Regions from separate parts of the Homo sapiens genome. Here region 2 is linked to region 1. The links are chromatin contacts, found by Hi-C in ENCODE. All regions are on one chromosome and are shown on one strand. Each heading gives the region's core, a stretch centred on a gene start or an enhancer-like site at or near the end of the contact. The rest is flanking DNA. Distances are from core to core; before and after follow the strand shown.

What was found. Hi-C counts contacts between places; a loop is a spot of excess contacts on that map. Pooled maps may share reads with other maps.
Region 2: a pooled map shows a loop between it and region 1 (9-fold over the local background). The contact joins the promoter of MNS1 here to the promoter of PIERCE2 in region 1. A Hi-C loop is called at or near these places in 1 of 168 maps with a recorded cell type or tissue (sciatic nerve), 1 of 37 single-sample maps with no recorded cell type and 8 of 50 pooled maps.

The regions. Positions count from the first base shown.
Region 1 is chr15:55,407,245-55,412,084 of GRCh38, reverse strand. PIERCE2 (piercer of microtubule wall 2) reads right to left here and starts at 3,590. Exons shown (of 2, transcript NM_001198784.2): 1 at 3,299-3,590. The coding sequence starts at 3,316. CCPG1 (cell cycle progression 1) reads left to right here and starts at 3,726. Exons shown (of 9, transcript NM_001204450.2): 1 at 3,726-3,864. All of the region lies in intron 8 of DNAAF4-CCPG1 (DNAAF4-CCPG1 readthrough (NMD candidate)), which reads left to right. RefSeq lists enhancers at 3,347-3,546, 3,597-3,866, 4,227-4,506.
Region 2 is chr15:56,462,633-56,467,472 of GRCh38, reverse strand. MNS1 (meiosis specific nuclear structural 1) reads left to right here and starts at 2,336. Exons shown (of 10, transcript NM_018365.4): 1 at 2,336-2,503; 2 at 3,226-3,447. The coding sequence starts at 2,501. RefSeq lists a silencer at 2,157-2,406.

The DNA.
Region 1 (4,840 bases), core at 2,341-4,840:
AAGTCTCACTCTGTTGCCCAGTCTGGAGTGCAATGGTGTGATCTTGGCTCACTGCAACCTCTGCCTCCTGGGTTCAAGCAATTCTCCTGCCTTAGCCTCCCAAATCGCTGGGCTTAAAGGCGTGCGCCACCACGCTCAGCTAAATTTATTTATTTTTTTTTGTGAGAAGGAGTTTTGCTCTTGTTGCCCAGGCTGGAGGGCAATGGTGCAATCTCAGCTCACCGCAACCTCCGCCTTCTGGGTTCAAGCCATTCTCCTGCCTCAGACTCCCGAGTAGCTGTGATTACAGGCATGCACCACCATGCCTGGCTAATTGTGTATTTTTAGTAGAGATGGGGTTTCTCCATGTTAGTCAGGTTGGTCTCGAACTCCCAACCTCAGGTGATCCGCCCGCCTCGGCCTCCCAAAGTGCTGGAATTACAAGCGTGAGCCACCGTGCCTAGCCTAATTTTTGTATTTTTAGTAGAGATGGGGTTTCACCATGATGGCCAGGCTGGTTTTGGACTCCTGACCTCAAGTGATCCACCTGCCTCGGCTTCCCAAAGTGTTGGGATTACAGGTGTGAGCCACTGCGCCTGGCCAAATGGAATCAATTTTTATCACTATTTTATTTTATTTTTTGAGATGGAGTTTTGCTCTGTCACCTAAGCTGGAGTGCAGTGGCGCAGTCGCAGCTCATTGTAACCTCTGCGTCCCAGGTTCAAGTGATTCCCCTGCCTCAGCTTCCAGAGTAGCTGGGACTACAGGTGCCTGCCAACACACCTGGCTAATTTTTGTGTTTTTAGTAGAAATGGGGTTTCACCATGTTGGCCAGGCTGTTCCCAAACTCCTGACCTCTGATGATCCGCCTACCTCAGCTTTCCAAAGTGCTGGGACTACAGTCGTGAGCCACCATGCCTCACCAAATTTTATTATTTTCTTTTTTGCAGGTTTACCTCAATGTATGATCTTCCAGAAACAGTTCTGAAACCTACAGGTTAATGACCTTGTATTAGCATAATATGGTTTGCTAATATTCACTTAATACTCATAAGTTTGTAGTTGGCAAAGCTGGAAATAGAACTCAGGTTCACTGAGTGTCATCAATGTTATTCTCATCAGATCTTGCTGTTTATTCTTTTTGAAACTGCTTATTAATTTGCTTTAAATATTAACAACACAGATACTGGATAATAGTAAATCATAAGAATTTTAAAATTTTGATGGTATCTCAACTGATCAGCTTTTCTTAAATTTTCTAGGTTTCCTCAGCACAGGGGAAAGCTTTATAGGTGGAAGGTGGAGGCCCTGTGACTTGCGCAGAAAAGTACCACTGTAATTTACTTTTATGGGCACCTAAGCAGGTTGCCCAGGGCAACTTGTAGATTTTGTTGTTGTTGTTGTTAATACTATCTCCTTCAGTCACTGAGAACTCTTTTTTATTTTTTTATTTTTTGAGATGGAGTTTTGCTCTTGTTGCCTAGGCTGGAGTGCAGTGGCGTGATCTTGGCTCACTGCAACCTCCGCCTCCCGGATTCAAGCGATTCTCTTGCCTCAGCCACCCGAGTAGCTGGGATTATAGGCATGCGTCACCACGCCCGGCTAATTTTGTGTTTTTAGTAGAGATAGTGTTTCTCCATGTTGGTCAGGCTGGTCTCGAACTCTTGAACTCAGGCGATTCGCCTGCCTCGGCCTCCCAGAGTACTGGGCCTTAAATGCTGGAATTATAGGCATGAGCCACCGCGCCCAGCTGAGAACTCTTCTTGTTATCAAATGACCCTCTTTACTACTGGTTCTAGAATTTCGTTCAGCTTTGGCTCAAAACATAATGCAGAAAACGAAATCTAGTAAAAACAGAAGACAAATTAGCTGATAAACTTTGTTGGCATAATTAGTACCATAAAATCTGGAAAAGCTAAATCTTAAATTAAAAATTTTTTAGATTTCCAGGATAATTCACAAATGTTTATAGATTCAGAAACAAAAGGTCCATTGCTTTATACTTTACATCATAGACAACCACTGCAGTTTTCTAATATGGGTTTCACCTTCTTCAAACCTGATATTCTTAAAATGTGGAGTTCAAACTGACTATAGTTAAGAACGAAACAAATAGCCAATACAAAGAATAATAAAAGGATGAGTTCAAATTATCTGCCACATGTCATCAACTTTTATTAAATGATAAAAAGGTTAATTAAAATTGTAAATGATTTTTCAGAAGAAATTACATCTTAAAATTGGCCTGTGAAAGTGGCTTGAAAGGTATAAAAATCTACCAGTAGCTGGTATTAGCTTTCTTAGTAATTTAATTTTCAGTTAGAGAAAGCCAGACCACTTTGACCTTTCGAAGTCCTTTGGTATAGATACATATACATTTAAAAAGATAAATGAAAACAAGCCATTGATTAATAATGCCCATCGCAGAAGCTGTAATTATAAAATTAAGATTTTTTGATGTCACTGTTGATGTTGAATATAGTTAATAGAAAAGCAAAAATAAAAAATAAAAAAGGTCTAATTTTGAGGCACTCTTTTGTCTCTGCTCAGGTCCACCGTCTTCCTTGCTAATGTTTACGTTTATTATTAATTTTTCCATTTATTTATTTACTTTTACCACAATTAGGGGACAGAGAATGAAACCTAAACTTTTTATTGCTTCTGTAAAGAGTGAATATAAATGTAAGATTTTTTTTTTTTGAGACGGAGTTTTGCTCTTGTTGCCCAGGCTGCAGTTCAGTGGCGCAATCTCGGCTCACTGCAACCTCTGCCTCCCAGGTTCAAGCAATTCTGCTGTCTCAGCCTCCCAAGTAGCTGGGATTACAGGCCCGCGCCACCTCTCCTGGCTAATTTTTTGTATTTAGTAGAGACGGAGTTTCACCATGTAGGTCAGGCTGGTCTCGAACTCCTGACCTCAGGTGATCCACCCGCTTCGGCCTCCCAAATTGCTGGGATTACAGGCGTTGAGCCCCGGCGCCCGGCCACCAAATCCTTTTTCAAAACAACTCCCTTCTTTGACACAGTGCAATTTAAATAAGTATACAATTAACAAAGTACGTTTTTCTTGTTCAAAACCATCACTGAACAGTTTGCAACAGTAGGGTATGAATGCATACAATCTCGATGGTCTTTACACCTTCAGAGGCTATTCGGACTTAAGGAAACGTGCATTTACAAGTGTAAATGTAAAAGCTCAGTAGTTGCCTTGTAAAGTGCTTTTCGGGGTTGTGGGGTTGGGGGTGGTAGGAGTAGGTGGTGCCTCAAATTATACTAGCGAATACCAACATTCCCAAACATCTAGCCCTCTGCCTAAACTCACCCGGTTGCGGTCTGTCATTTTCGCTCTTCTTTGTTAATTTTTTCGGCAAAGTCAGTTTTCATGCAGCAGATGGCAAGAAAGCCGGTGAACGCCTAGGGACGTGGCCTTTTAACCGCACCCAATTAAAGCAGCAAACAGAAGATGAATAGCTGGGTGGATCAGTATGTGTAAACCTATCCGTTTAATCCGGGGAGCTGTTTTCCCGGGTGAAACCACGAATTCTTTCTGGAGGTTGCAACTCGTAACCATAGCAACTGGAAGTGGTCGCCGGCTCCCGGATGTTGTGGGGATCTGCGGCCGCCTGGCCCAGCTTCCCGCAGCCGCCCGGCGGCGGCCTGCGCTCCACTTCGGGAGTGGTAGTTCTTCTCTTCACCGCTGCCGGGCAGGAGGCGCAGGCGGGACTACGCGTCACGGCATGCACTGCGGCGCCCAGCCGGTCACCGCCTGCCGGCTGCAGACGCCTGCGAGCAGGTTGTTTTTATAAGAGGCGTCATTGGCGCCCGAGCTGTGACCGCCGCCACTGGGGCAGCCAGCACAATCGGGCGGAGGTGGCGCTGCCCCTTCAGGTACTGTACTAGGCGGGCTTAGACCCCGGGAGGGGGTTTGTGCCGACTGTCTGAGTCCCTGGCCGACACGCTCGGCTCAGTAGAGGAGCAGTGGCGGGGTCCGCCTCCTAGGCTGGGGCTGCTCGGGCGGGGACTTGACGCCTGGTGTCAGCGGCCGCACGGGCGACCTCCTCGGGCCGTGCGCGAGTGCACAGCTCCGGAGGCCCGAGCCGACCCTGGGGCGTCCGGTCCGGTGGTCTTGCAGCCTCCAAACCCCGAGTGCTATACCGAACTGCGCGCCAAGGGTGGGAGAGCTGACGGCCTGGGCCACCCTTCTTCCTTCACTGGGCAGGCTTTGAGGTGCTTGTCGGTCTGGACTGATGAAAATCCATATGGTAAGATGTTATGTGCGTCACCCTGCCGGGTTTAATGCCAGCCTGTCTTTTGATGACATTTGAGCCCCCGTGATGTCAGGAATAGAAAGATTAAATATTAAATAATGCCCGGAGACTTCCGCTAGCACGCCAGCCTGATGATGATCAAATACCTCTCCATATCCTTCTCCAGTTCCAGTGGCCTCCTTTAGCTTTGGTCTCCCTAATCGATTTGTCCTCATTAGCAGCTGTCCCATGCAGTGCCTTGTACGCGTTGTTTATGTTTAGCACTATTGGGAGCGCCAAGTAAGGTATTTTATTGAGTGGTGAAGTTTGCACTGTTCTGCTCTACTTTTATTGAAAAACACAGTTGGGCATTCTTGTAGTTAGAATAGCTAACTATATAGTACTATGAATTTTAGATTTGTCTCCTCCAATCTACAGGATAGTGCTTGAAATATCGCTATTACTGCATCGTATCTTTTAAGATTAGAATCATATTGGGTCCCACACGTCTCAGGGGATATTTATCACACACATCCAGTGTGAATGGTTTACTTTTATTTTCTGAGTTCAGGTCATATAGCAGAAGATGGAGATGGTGAGGGTATTATTTTAATTCA
Region 2 (4,840 bases), core at 1,087-3,586, 1.1 Mb before region 1:
TGATTCCAAAGATACGACATTCTGGAAAAGGCAAATCTATAGAAACAATAGAAAGATTAGTGGTTCCCAGGGGTTTGGGAGGAAGGAGTGAGGGAGAAATGAATAGGTAGAACACAGAGACTTTTTAGGCAGTGAAACTATTCTGTATGATACTGTAATAATAGATATATGACAATATGTCTCAATTTTCTGACCTCAAGCAACCTTCTTGCCTCAGTCTCCCAAGTAACTGGGATTACAGGTGCAAGCCACCACTCCTGGCCAGATACATGACATTATGTATTTCTCAAAACCCACCTGGGAGCAGTGGCTCATGCCTATACTCCCAGCACTTTGGGAGGCCAAGGTGGGTGTATGACTTGAGGTCAGGAGTTCAAGACCAGCCTGGCCAAACTGGTGAAACTCCGTCTCCACTAAAAATACAAAAATTTGCTTGTAGTCTCAGCTACTTGGGAGGCTGAGGCAGGAGAATCGCTTGAACCTGGGAGGTAGAGGTTGCAGTGAGCCGAGATCATGTCACTGCACTACAGACTGGGCAACATAGCCAGACTTCATCTCAGAAAAAAAACAAAACAAATCCTCATAGACCTGTACAAAACAAAGAGTGAACCCTAATGTCAATTACGAACTTAATCATATTAATATTGGTTCGTCAAGTGTAACAAATGTACTACACTAATATGTAATGCTAAAAATAGGGGAAATTGTATGGGTGCGGTGGGGAGGAGAGGTGAGACGGGGAATTCTCTGTATTCTGTCAATTTTTCTGTAAACCTAAAACTGCTTCGAAAAAGGAGCAAAGTCTATTAAAAATGTAGTAATTGTTAGGATAATTTTTTAAAGGTTAAAATCAGCTAATTGTTACAATTGATTAAATTTGTCTTGGATTTAGGTCAATATTCTGGCCAAAAATCTTTTTCTCAGATTACCTATGAAATTATATGAATCCTTCTACCATATCCAAGGGTATACTGGAAATGAGGAATTATAACTGAAGTTCCCTTTAGAGACGAAAGTCTTCATTTCGAGAAGTAAACAGTAAAAAACATACATGTTTGCTGAAATACTTTGCAATGTCACTATTTCACTATTAGGAATTAACAAATTAAACCCCACACTCTATTGAATGTGTTATACCCTGTTCAACCCTGAACCCATGCCTGTCTCCTGTCTCTTCTATACAGTGCCCAACCCTTTGCGGAGATGGATATGCCAAGAAGAGAAATTTATAGCAGGCTGCCTGCTTTGCTCCATTCCAGATCAATTTACACAGAACACCCAGAGGGCAGGTTTACGCCTTCTCTCCATTTCTCTCAAACAGTGATGGCAATGAGTGGAGTACTAGAGACAACATAGATATGCAACCACGGGATAAATGACCAAAGGACAGAGAGACGAGCGACCTCAGTTGTATGATGGAACCAAGAGAAGTCGCTGATTTTTAGTTGTTTTGATCTGGTTGTAAGGATGGGGTGACAACTTCCAAGCTTTTACACGTCAGCACTGAAACTGCAAGTCCCATTTGTTATTAATCTTTAAGCAGACATATTGCTACAGAAGACGGACTCCAAATTAGAATAACACAAAGTTATACCACTAATCACCTTATACAAATATTTTAGTGTTGACAAGATTTCTCTGAATGTATCATTTCTAAAATCAGTATATCTAATTTCTCTGATCCATTATCATTCTTAAACTTCCCATTTAAAATGGACTTTAGTGTCTAACCTGCCTATGGAATGAACCAGATCAACATCCTGCCATCATGTAACGTGCTCTCTCTTGGTACCTGGACCACATAGCAGAGTAAGATTCATGTGGCTCATAGATTTTAGTCCCAAAATTTACCAGCAGCTTCTGCGGGGGGGGGGGGGGGGCGGGGGGGTGAAGTGAAGGCTGCTGGAAGCTCGTGCTACCCTCAGTGCCTCACAACCCAGCAAAGGGGACAGCGACCTGGACTCCCATTGCTGAGGATTAAACCAGTCATCGTCCCTAGCAGAGACCTGGCTGACTAGGCACTTAGTGTGCGGGATGCTCCATGCGTGGAAATTTCCTTCGGCTCCATGCATTAGGCAGTAGTTTGCGTATTTCTCTGTGCGCAGTCTCCACAGTCCCGAACTTGGCTCCCAAACCCACTGAAACCACAGTTCGGCCGCTGGAGGGAAATCGAGCTTCCCTAGCCCACTGCAAAGTGCTTGGGTCAGGCCACAGTCTGAACTTCCCGCTTTTCTAGTTTAGACCTATAGAAGTAGCCCTCCTGCCCTGGTCCTAAGAAGCTCAATGCCGATTGTATCTTATCGCGTCCAATGGGAGGCCACGTTCTGCGTGGGTCACTTTTGGTCGAGCGGAGGGCGCGCAGCTCCACCGTTGCCAAGACGCCGCGTAAACACCCGAGCGCGCGCAGCCAGGTGCGCTCCTTGGGGCTGCTGGCTGCTGCGTTTGCGGCGGGAGGTGGTGGCCGCGGTCCCACGAGAGGGGGTATTTTTCGTCAGCCAAGATGGTGAGCCAGTTGGGGGACTTGAAACTACTTGTTTATTGTTGATTTAATTCTAGTTTGGCGCTCATCTGCTTCTAAAAAAGGATTTTAAGTGCTTAATCTGGTCATTAATTGGGGAACTTGTATTTGCTTTCGGAGGCTTCAGGTGCTATTAGAAGGGACGCTCGCGGTGGTTTCCAGCTTTTTTGGCACTTTTCGCATAGTGTATTAAATACATCTTTAAATCTGCCCAATAGAACCTCTGAAGAAATAAGTAGATATAAAAGTGTAGGAGAAAGCGAATTGATAAATAGCGGCGAATTGACCTATTACATTTATGTTAGGAAAATCTGACCAGCTTCTGAACAGCACTTTATGGCCCTGTGGTGGTAGTCGTGGTGGTGGTGGTGGTGGGTGGAATGAGGGGAGGAGAAATTCCCTGGTGGTAGTAAAGATCTGGGTCTGTAGGGTGCGATTAATCCTAGCACAGCTATTTATTAGCTGCAGAACCTTGGGTAAAGTTACTTTTCATGTTTCATCTATAAAATAGGTAATAATAACAGTACCTATTTAATCGATATGTGAACATATTTACCACGTTTACTTTTTATTCGGTATACTCCTTTGAATTTAGGAAGGAAGCCAGGCTCTTCGTATCCTTTCTTACTAAGGTTTATATCAATACATTTTTTAAAATTAGATTTTGGAATATCAAAATATGCATCTTTTTTTTTCTTCCATCGTAGGGTTCCAAAAGGAGAAATTTGAGCTGTAGTGAAAGGCATCAGAAATTAGTAGATGAAAACTACTGCAAAAAATTACATGTCCAAGCTCTAAAAAACGTCAACAGTCAAATCAGGAATCAAATGGTGCAGAATGAAAATGATAACCGTGTTCAGCGCAAGCAATTTCTCAGATTATTACAAAATGAACAATTTGAGTTGGATATGGAAGAGGCCATTCAAAAGGTAAGTTTTACTATTCATTGTTACTTTTTTTTTCATTTTGCACCTTGGAAACGATGAAAGTCAGCTGTTAATGCTGGAAATGAGTAGATAAACAACAGCAGCAGGTAAGTGATGCCTGATTGTGCCTCAGCTCGGTGTAATCGTAAAGACCTGGGTTTCTGGAGCCGGCCTGTCTTTGAATCCTACTACTGCTATACCTTAGCTACGGACCCTTGAGTAAGTTGCTTTTACTTTTTTTTTTTTTTGGATGGAGTCTTGCTCTGTCGCCCAGGTTGCAGTGCAGTGGCACGATCTTGGCTCACTGCAACCTCTGCCTCCGGGGTTCAAGCGATTCTTCTGCCTCAGCCTCCTGAATAGCTGGGACTATAGGCGCGCAACACCACGCCTGGCTAATTTTTTAATTTTTAGTAGAGACGGGGTTTCACCATATTGACCAGGCTGATCTCGAACTCCTAACCTCGTGATCCGCCCGCCTCGGCCTCCCAAAGTGCTGGGATTATAGGGGTGAGCCACCGCGCCCAGCCTGCTTTTATTTTTTATGCTTTTTCTATAAAATGGGGAATAAGAATAGTACCTCCTACTTAGGATTGTTTTAATAATGAGTTAATACATGCAAGACTCTTGGAATAGTGCCTGGTACAGAATAAGCACTCAGATTTTTTTTTAACATAAATATGAACTCTGTAATTACTACCAGTTTTGTTCATGTAAGTACAATTGTGTTGCCTTTCATAAATTTCTAAAAACAAAAATTTAGGGGTGCCTTTAAAAAATTTACTGAAATTAATGTATACATTATTAAGTGGTAGAAAATGAACCCTTAGGTATATCTCAACATTTTAAGGGATTAAGGTGGTAGAAAAGGGAAACTAATAAGAATTGAGACATGATAGAAGTGAATTCTCATAAATATATAAAAGGTATTCTGATATGTCAGTAGTTTTTGAGTAGCTGCTGTATGTTAAACATTTTGGAGGATTTTGTGGAGAATAACAAAAGCAAATTTAAAAAATGATATCCACCCTTCTGTGTTCCAAATTCAAAAGCTTAGATATGATTTTTTTTTTTAACTCTGAGAAAGCACATCTTAGGGGTTGGATATTTTTCCTATTCTTATTATTTTCTCTTTAATTTGAAAGAATATCCCAGGTATCACACCAACTCTTTCCTACATAGTTAAGTGTACATCTAACAAAATATGGATGTTTTCTTACATGGAGTACCATAATACTATTATCTCACCCATTCCATAAACACATTTCTGTGATTGTGTCAAAAATCTGCTTTTACAGTTGGTTTGTTTTAACCAAGATCCAAGGAACATTCATACGGTGTATTTGGTGGTTATGTCTGTTTAAGTCCCTCTTAATTGAAAACAGCCCCTCCTTCACCG